2 separate regions of the Mus musculus genome follow, and region 1 is linked to region 2. Evidence: chromatin contacts called from ENCODE POLR2A ChIA-PET data. All regions are on one chromosome and are shown on one strand. The core of a region is the stretch at or near the end of the contact, and the rest is flanking DNA. Distances in the headings are between cores, read along the strand shown.

Evidence for each region. ChIA-PET counts read pairs that join two places held with the same protein, here RNA polymerase II (POLR2A).
Region 1: POLR2A ChIA-PET joins it to region 2 with 13 read pairs in embryonic stem cell. The contact joins the promoter of Chtop here to the promoter of Slc39a1 in region 2. POLR2A ChIA-PET finds 5 or more read pairs at or near these places in 4 of 5 experiments (Patski and embryonic stem cell).

The regions. Positions count from the first base shown.
Region 1 is chr3:90,507,261-90,511,966 of GRCm38, forward strand. Chtop (chromatin target of PRMT1) reads right to left here and starts at 2,238. Exons shown (of 6, transcript NM_001293776.1): 1 at 1,931-2,238; 2 at 285-366. The coding sequence starts at 349. S100a1 (S100 calcium binding protein A1) reads right to left here. Exons shown (of 3, transcript NM_011309.3): 3 at 3,774-4,104. The coding sequence ends at 3,961.
Region 2 is chr3:90,244,581-90,249,785 of GRCm38, forward strand. Slc39a1 (solute carrier family 39 (zinc transporter), member 1) reads left to right here and starts at 3,612. Exons shown (of 4, transcript NM_013901.2): 1 at 3,612-3,679; 2 at 4,366-4,583; 3 at 4,746-4,876. The coding sequence starts at 4,397. It also overlaps a transcript of Creb3l4 not described here.

The DNA of each region.
Region 1 (4,706 bases), core at 988-3,487, 260 kb after region 2:
GTATCAATGTTAGGAAAAAAAATTGAAGGGAGGGTGTGAGGAGTCTTTTAAAAAATATATCCCACCAGGTAAATATTTCAGATAGCTTAATATAAAAATCTACTGATAAGGGGTTTTGAAACAACTGCCCAATTTGTTTTGTACCACATTAGATGCAATTAAGAACAGAGGTCTGTAGCCTTCTGTCATTTAGCTTACAACTGGCTTTTTTTGTATTGGACCCCAGGGTCAATTTAAGTAATGTTTTCTTAGGAAGGAGCTGAAGTTGCTGTTGGCTGCCTCACCGCTCATTTAGAGACATCTTGGTGGTGCTTTTTAGCACAACTTTCGGCGCTGACTGTGCAGCCATCTTCAAATCCCGAGAATCTACAAAGGACAATATGCATGAGTCAATCAAAATAATGAAGCTTGCATTTTCACAAGAAGCAAGGCATAAATCTGTTAAAGGCCTATATTTTTAACTCTGAAGATGGTATCATGAGATCTTAAGTTTGCCAGGTGGTGGTGGTGGTGCACTTTTAGTCACAGCATTCCTGAAGCAGAGGTAGGTGGCTCCCTTTGAGTTCGAGGCTAGCCAGGTCTACATAGCAAGTTCCAGGACAGCCACGGCTACCTAAGAGAAACCCTGTGAGGTGGGGGCTTACGTCCATACAATAGTTATAAAAATTTCAAAGCTCCAGGATGGAGAACATCTGCCAAAGTCTCCAAAATAGCAGAATGAGATGTAGCCAAAGCCTAGGAGTTTGGCTTTCAATAGTTCTTCTCAGCCTGGACTGTATGTGACTTAGCTGAGGAATGTTTGAAAAAAAAAAAAAAAAGAAAAAGTCCCTCCCAAACTAAACTAAATTCTTGATGCCTGGATCCAGACCAATTAAAGTACAATCTGGCCATGAGGATGGGGTACAGCAACTGGGATTGGGGGTGCTACCCAGGTACATCTTACATGTCTATAGAAAGTTGAGGGTCATGGATCTAGAGAAATGGAGGAGCTGGGAATATAGCTCCTCAGTAGAGTGCTTGTTTAGCACTGATGAAGCCCTGGGAAGTTCAATTCCCAGCAGCAACAGGGGAGTGGTGTAACAGTCTGAGGCTGTAACGGGTTACATTGTCACACTGTGAGGACCGGACTCTCATACACCCAAAATAAAAAGAAAAGCCTAGTTTCAAAATCGATTCTCAACTCCAAATGCAGGTGGAGCTCTAGTTAGACATGGCAGGGGAAAGACAGAAGAGGTTTTCTAAATGGGTATTCAATCTGAGAGCTCTGTTAAGAGCACACCACAATATTTTAACTGTAGTGGCATATACTGGGGAGGGGCTGAGGCAAGGGGGTCACAAGCTCAAGGCGAGCCCGGGTGATTTGACAGACCCTGTTTCAAACTAAGATTATTATTATTTTTAAAGCTGGAGATGTTAACTCGGGGCGCTAGTTTAGCCAAAGTACGATTTTGGGTTCAACTTCGGTGCCGCAAAAAAAAAAAAAAAAAAAAAAAAAAGAATCAAAATCGAACACCCAGAGCCGCCGCTAATTCCTGTACTCCTCATTTGACCTCCACCTCGAAGCCTCTCAGGACTCCAACTTTGATCAGGCGACTATTTCCGTGGTTATCCCCATCAAACGCTATTCTGGGGCGAGGCTTTGGCTCCGATGGAGGACGCTTATCTAGGTAAGCAAGACACTGGATTTGAGGCCAAACCACTACGACCAGCACCACCAGCACCAGCACCTGCACCAGACACGCCAACCACAAGCAGCACCCGCACGGCTAGCGGCCCAGCTCGCTGGCCGCGGTTCCGGCTTAGCCTCCGCCTCCCGGCTCCGCCCCCTCCCCGGCCTCTGCGCACCTCAGCCCGGTCCACACCTGCCACCCACGCCACCGGGCCCCGGACCCCGCGCCCCTCCACCTCTGCCCTCTCCACAGAAACTCACCGAAGGAGATGGACGCCAGCGCTCCTCCCGGGGTTGCCACCACGGCTGCGGCGGGCGGCCCGGAGGCCGGCCTAACCTGAGCTGACGGCGGGCCGCTCGGGTTAACTAGCTGGGCGGTTGGCTTAGATGCTTAAACGGTAGGATGTGAGGCTTCCTCGTTGTGGGTTGAGTATCTAGCTGACCGATCCTCCCGCTCGTCAAGCCTGCCCTTTCCTGCCTTTCGTCTGGGCCCCCAGAGCCGGCGCCGCCAACTCCCGCTTGGTGTCCAAAACAAAATGGCCGCCGGGCCCACCAGTGCAGCGTGACCGGCTAAAATGGCGCCGACGGGCTTGCGTCAGTGCGCGCGCAACTAGGGGCGTGGCAACATGGTCCTTTGGCCTAGCGCAAGAATCGCAGCGAATCCCCACTGACTTTGGCAAAGATCCCTTAAGTTACGTGTAGTGCTCCGCCTTCGGGGGCGTGGCCAGTGGCCGTAATCGCTAAGTACCTCTAGACTACCTTCTGGACAAGTTTATGCCCCACTTTGGTGGGATTTTTGGCTTGCAAATAGCAGCTTAGATTGGCAACAGTGTTTGTATCCTTTTATTTCCCATTCCCAAGCTAAAGACAACTGTAAAAAGTCTTTATTAGGACCTTGAGACCTGGCTAATTTGCTCAGGCCCTCAAACCTATTTGTAGAGTTTCTGTTTCTTTTTGAGGCAGGCTTCCTTTGTGTAGACCAGACTGGCTTCGAACTCACAAAGATCCACCTCCTGACCCCCCCTAACCCCGCCCCTCCCAGTACTGGGATTTAAGACCCACACTGGACTCATCTACATCCTTTTATAGGGACTGCCTCTAGAAGATGTGGCTAGTTTTAGGGTGGGTCTTTTTACCTCAAGTAATCCAATAAAGCAAATCTGTATCCCCACTTATGTATCCCTAGTTCTTACATAATGTCTAGCAATGATGAGGCATCAATAAACACTGAATGAAGCTTGGGAAAAAGTTCTTCTAGTAGTTTTTTGGTTTTGTTTTCTGGTTTTGTTTTTTTGTTGTTGTTTTTTTTTTTTTTTTTTTTTCCGAGACAGGGTTTCTCTGTGTAGCCTTGGATGTCCTGGAACTCACTCTGTTGACCAGGCTGGCCTTGAACTCAGAAATCTGCCTGCCTCTGCCTCCCGAGTGCTGGGATTAAAGGCGTGTGTCACCACTGCCTCTGGTAGTTTTTTTGAGACAGAGTCTCTATAATGTAGTTCTGGCTGTTCTAGAATTCTCTATACAGACCAGGCTGGGCTTGGACTCACAGAGATCCTCCTGCCTTTTACGTCCCAGGTGCTGAGCTGGTGTTAACTATGGTACGTGCCACCATTTCTAGCTTTCTTCAGATTTTTTAAAAAAGATTTATTTATTTATTATATGTAAGTACACTGTAGATGTCTTCAGACACACTAGAAGAGGGCACCAGATCTCGTTACGGATGGTTGTGAGCCACCATGTGGTTGCTGGGATTTGAACTCCGGACCTTTGGAAGAGCAGTCAGGTACTCTTACCCACTCAGCCATCTCACCAGCCCCACATTTTTTGATGGCTTGTTTATTTCTGTTTCTGGCTATGTAGTATGGGCTGGCTTGGAACTCAAAATCTTCCTGCCTCATCCTTCAAGTCCTGGTATTACCAATTACTCATACAAATCCTTGAGAAGCCAATGACACTTGGATTCCAGCTAAAATTTTCGGACCCCTACATTTCTGGGTTTTGAGTGTTCCTTAAATAAGGAACTAATGTAAACTTGACAAGATAAGGTGTTGGGAGTGAGCACCCCTTACTTCACACATAGCCATGCCCAGAGGGTACAGACATTGATAGCTGGTGAGAGAGAAGGCTTTATTAAAACAAGTGGCAGATCTGGACTGCCACTCTTGTGCCCTTGGTGCACGTCGAGACTGGGCAAGGATGGGGACATAGGGAGGTACAGGTGGGGTGAGGAGCAAGCACGCTAAAGGGGAAATCTTGACAAGTGGGAGAGGAAGGGCACTGCTCACAGACTGTGCTCAACTGGTCTCCCAGAAGAAGTTGTTACAAGCCACTGTGAGAGCAGCCACCAGCACAACATACTCCTTGAAGTCCACTTCCCCATCTCCGTTTTCATCCAGTTCCTTCATTACCTTGTCCACAGCATCTGCATCCTTCTGGACCTGTAGAAGGGGATGGAAGTGTTTATCACTAAGTCAGAGCCACCATGGTGGTGGAGGAGGAGGTGGAAATGAGCAAGTGAGAGAATGATATTTAATTATGGGAGTCTTCTACAACCTTAAAGACTGGTGAGTTAAGAACTGGTGACCTGGGACTGGTGAGATGGCTCAGTGGGTAAGAGTACCCGACTGCTCTTCCAAAGGTCCGGAGTTCAAATCCCAGCAACCACATGGTGGCTCACAACCATCCGTAACAAGATCTGACGCCTTTTTCTGATGTGTCTAAAGACAGCTACAGTGTACTTACATGTAATAAATAAATAAATCTTAAAAAAAAAAAACCAAAAACTGGTGACCTATAGAACTAAGCAGAGTTAATAGTTACATCTGTTGTCATACATGATTGTCTACATTGTGACAAGCTGGGAACCTTACAGACTTTCTTTCATTTAATTAAAAATTCACACACAAAATCATTTTAGGGCACAGCGATGCCTTTAATCCTAGCACTCAGTGGGGGAGAGAAGCAGGTAGGTCTATTTGAGTTCAAGGCCAGCCTGATCTACATAGCAAGTTCCATGCCAGCTGGGGCTACATCCCCTTCC
Region 2 (5,205 bases), core at 2,362-4,861:
TCTGGCTTGTTCATTAGTTTTGTTTTTTTGAGGCAAGGTATCACTGTGTGTTCCTAACTTGTTTGTCTGTTGTTGTTTGGGTTGGTTGAGGCAGGGTCTCACTGGAGTTGTGAGATCATTATAATTTCCTTTTCCTTCCTCCTTTCTCTTTTCTTTTAGTGTAAGGGCAGACACTCACAGGCAGTAGAGGGGAGATGGCTCACGTGCCACTCACTGATCACCATGGAGGCCAGAGGACAGCTCTCAGATGTCAATCTTCTCTTTTAACCATGTGGATACTGGGTATTGTGAAGTTAGGTGGCTTAACCACTGAGCTAACCTGGCATCTTTTCTATTTGTTTATTTGGTTCTTTTGAGACGAGATTTTACTCTTGTTACCAAGGCTGGCTTCATTGTGGAAATTCTCCTGCTTCAGCCTCCCAAGAGCTGGAATGAGTGATGACACCTGTTTGAAAAAATTGTTTTCATCAGCATTGTTCTGTCTTGTGATGTACAACAAACAGCTCTACGGCTCAAAGAGCATGGAGTATTTTGTCAGTTTTAATAAAGAATCAGATGCTCATGACAAAAAAATAGTGATTCTAAGATTCAGGGTTTGTTTTGCCTTGAGCTAGTGTCATCAGAGTTATGCACTTCAAGAAAAACAGTGAAGCCGGGCGTGGTGGCGCACGCCTTTAATCCCAGCACTTAGGCAGAGGCTGGCAGATTTCTGAGTTGGAGGCCAGCCTGGTCTACAAAGTGAGTTCCAGGGCAGCCAGGACTATACAGAGAAACCCTGTCTCGAAAAAAACTAAAAAGAAAAAGAAAAAAAAAAAAAAAGAATATTTGACTAAGCCACTGGTACAAACTGGAAGGGAGCTAGTGTGTGCTGACAGCTGAGCAACAACTATTATATATAAGCACTTTCACTTTCTCATATTGCTCTCATAGCAATACAGCTTAGCTTCTTTGTTTGTTTTTGTTTTGTTTTGCTTTGGTTTTTCAAGACAGAGAACGTTACAGGCCAGCCAAGACTATACAGAGAAACCCTGTTTGGGAGTACAGGGGGATAAAGAAAAAAAGTAAGAAAAAAAAAAAAAGGTGGCAGGTGGTGCAGGGAGGGGGGAGGATAAAGAAAAAAAGAAGAAAGAAAAAAAGAAAGAAAGGTGGTTAAATGCACTTCAAGAGGCCGAGGCTTCCAGACAGGCTGCTACATGCAGAGATGATTCAGTGGGAAATAAACCAGGCTTCTGTTCCTGCTAGGACTGGATGGAACTTCTGTCTTCATCTCACTTAACATCCCTCTTTTCCCTAAAGGATCAAGTTTTGCAGAGGAAAAAATAACTTCCTTAGTCAGATGAAGGTCAAGTTCAACAGATCTGTTTAACATGGAGACGAGAGTCAATAATGATGGATGCAGTTTACAGTTCAACGTCACTGAGATGATACTCTTCTGTTGGAGAATCTCCTACTCTCAAGAATTCTGCCCAACATTTTTTCTTTCTTTCTTTCTTTCTTTCTTTCTTTCTTTCTTTCTTTCTTTCTTTCTTTTTCTTTCTTTCTTTCTTTCTTTTTTGGTTTTTCGAGACAGGGTTTCTCTGTGTAGCCCTGGCTGTCCTGGAACTCACTCTGTAGACCAGGCTAGCCTCAAATTCAGAGCCTCTGCCTCCCAAATGCTGGGATTAAAGGCGTGTGCCACCACGCCCAGTTTACAGACTGATTTGATTGCTGAGAATCAAACTTGCATTCTCTGGAAGAACAGCAAACGCTCTCAAATGTTTAGCTGGTCTCTTTCCAGTCCCCTATTCAACTTTTAAAAGATTTGTTTTAAATTATGTGTACTTTTATGTGTGGGTATGTACACAGGCAGGAGGAAGCCATATTTATTTGGTCCCCATGGAACTAAAGTTAGAAGCAGTATGAGCTGCCTGACATGTGTGCTGGTCCTGGGACAAAGTGCTGCAAACAGCACTGTCTGCTCCTAATTGTTGAGCCAGAACTGGCCTCAAATTCATAAAGATCCTTGAACTCAGCAAATGTTAATTTATTTTTATTTGTGTGTGTTTGGTGCTACTGGACACATATTTGGAAGCCAGAGAATAACTTGTGGAAGTTGGATCTCTCTTTCTACCTCCTGGTGTGAGTTCTAAGACAAAAAGAAATAGATAAGCAGTGACCTGGTTACAGCTGCCGCTGAACGCCAGATCTGCCAACAGCAGGGACCAACGCTGAGCCCTAGATACTGCACCATTCCTTGAGGTGACCAGCCAGCAACCTGGTGGCAGGTTGACGACACTGGACACTTCCTCCATGGAAAGGACAATGTTTTGTTCTTATTGGAGAAAACACTGGATTTGCTTTTCCTGATTCTGCCAAAAACCACCATCCGTGGCTCCGGCCAATCCTGCTTCAGCCTCCCAAGTGCTGAGGTTACATGCCCATGTTTAGAAATCAAATAAGCCACAGGAGTCTAGGAAAAATCGTTTTTTGTTTTGTTTTTTAATTTTTTAAATTTATTTTTGGGCCCCCAATGGAAGAGCTAGATAAAGTACCCAAGGAGTTAAAGGGATCTGCAACCCTATAGGTAGAACAACATTATGAACTAACCAGTACCCCGGAGCTCTTGACTCTAGCTGCATATGTATCAAAAGATGGCCTAGTCGGCCATCACTGGAAAGAGAGGCCCATTGGACTTGCAAACTTTATATGCCCCAGTACAGGGGAACGCCAGGGCCAAAAAGTGGGAGTGGGTGGGTAGGGGAGTGGGTGGGAGGGTCTGGGGAACTTTTGGGATAGCATTGGAAATGTAAATGAGGAAAATACCTAATAAAAAGTTAAAAAAATTATTTTAAAAAATTAGGTATTTTCTTCATTTACATTTCCAATGCTATCCCAAAAGTCCCCCAGACCCCCCACCTTGTTTTGTTTTTTTAATCATAAGTTAATTTGTAGAAAGGATGGCTTTTATTTCATGCATCCATTCTTCCTACTTTTTTTTTTATAAAACTTTTTTTTTCCTTAGACAGGGTTTCTCTTTGTAGCTTTGGCTGTCCTCAAACACTGTCACTCTGTAGACTAAGCTGGCCTCAAGATCCACCTGCCTCTGCCTCCAGAGTGTTGGGAGTAAAGGTGTGAGCCACCACAGCCCTCTCATCGTCTTTTCTGTAGAGACTGGCTAGGCAAGCCAGGCAAGGAAATTTGTCCCAAAAAGGGAATGATTACCCTTTGGCCCAGTTAGGCACTAAAAGAGCCTGAGCTGTTAAGTGTCTGGGGCCAAGGCCAGACAGATACCCTGAGAAATGTAGGAAGAAATACTTGGAGTAAGGATAGAGAACCGGCCTTGCTCGCAGAGTTCCTAGCTCCCACTTCTATCAAACTCTTTCTGACTGGCTGGCCCCAGCGGCCTGCTAGTCCATGGCAGCTCAGGGGGCCCACCGCCCTCGGGTCTTCCCGCTAGTCCCCTCCCGGTTCTGGCTTCGTCTCAGCTCGCCGCCAGCCTAGCTTTCTCTAGTTTTCAGACTCTAATTGCTCGCAGCGCACGTCACTCTAGGCTAGGCTCCTCCCACTGAGCTCAGTCATTGGCAGCCTCGTGCGGGTACGCGGAGGCGGCGGGGGGGAGGGGAGAGGGGTGGGGAGGGGGTGGGAATTCCCGACGCGAGGCCGGAACCGAGCGACAGCAATGGAGTGAGACCCTCGGGAGGTGAGTGAGGCCTCGCTGGTCGCAGGGTCAAAGGCAGCTTCTGAGGCCTCCCAGGCTAGGAGCTGGGGTCTCCGTGTTAACATTTCCTCTGCTTCCTGCGACGCTGGCGGCCTCCGACCTGGTCTCCGAGACTTCCAGACGCCGCCCAGTGCGGGCAAAGCTCGTCCCAAGCCCCTCTTTGGCTATATGCCGAGACTACCTGTTATTTCCGGGAAATGGCCCTGGGGAGTGGGTAGTTAAGAGAGTCAGCCAGCCCCGAAGTTCCCCTGTTTCAAATCATCGGTGAAGCCATCCGGGACTTCTCTTCAGCTCCAACCTCCCTTTGCTACATGCACTTAGCAGACTGAGAGAGTGGTCTGCCTTCCTTAGGGAACCCCAGCTCCAGGTGCAGGTCCTACCTGGAGTCTGCACCTCATTTTCTGCGTGCTCCAGGTGAAAGAGTAATGTGAGATCTATATTGGCCTTCGCGTGCCTCAGTTTCCTCCTTGATGGTTCGCTGAACTTGGGGAGAGAAATTCGAAGGAGGAAATGCAATCCTGATGTTGGCGTGGATGAGTCACTTCAGCTGGGAAAGGCCAGAAAGTGGCTGGGCTGAGGGGAAGTGCATTCCGCTGACCAGCCTTCCCTTTTCCGTGACCCCTTCTTTCCTGTGACCATTCCCACCCATGCTAGTTTTCTCTGTATAGGTCCAAGAGTCACCGAGTTATCACAGCCACCATGGGGCCCTGGGGGGAGCCAGAGCTCCTGGTGTGGCGCCCAGAAGCAGTCGCATCGGAGCCCTCGGTGCCAGTAGGGCTGGAAGTGAAGCTGGGGGCCCTGGTGCTGCTGCTGCTGCTGACACTCATCTGCAGCCTGGTACCTGTCTGTGTGCTTCGAAGGTCAGGTGCTAACCATGAAGCTTCAGGTGAGTCTTTTCTGCTTCGGAGGTTGGGCGAGGTGACTGGGGTGGGGGGGGGGGCGGCGGGGGGGGGGAGCAGGAGTGGTCATGGCTTCTGTTGGGGTAGAAGGACTTTGAAGAGATTCATTTGGTTATATATAACCCCTTTTGTACTTCACTCTTGTTTAGCCTCGGGCCAGAAAGCCCTGAGCCTCGTCAGCTGCTTCGCAGGAGGAGTCTTTTTGGCTACATGTCTTCTGGACCTGCTGCCTGACTACCTGGCTGCCATAGATGAGGCCTTGGAGGCCCTGCATGTGACGGTAAGCATTGACTTCAACATGTGACCAAGAGTATATTATAGAACAGCTAATAGAAAACAGAGCTATAACCTGGGCGGTGGTGGCACACCACCTGTGAGTTGGAAGCCAGCAAGTTCCAGGACAACCAGGGCTACACAGAGAAACCCTGACTGGAAAAACCAAAAAAGAAAAAGACAAACATGGTTATATAGATCTCTTCAGGGGTCACCTCAGGGCTGCGGAAGGCCTTGGTATGTGAGTCTGTGAATTATGGATTTCAGCAACAGGATATTCTTACTGTGCATTCTTTCCCTGATACTAAACTCTGTGTGACCTCTCTATATTCCTTG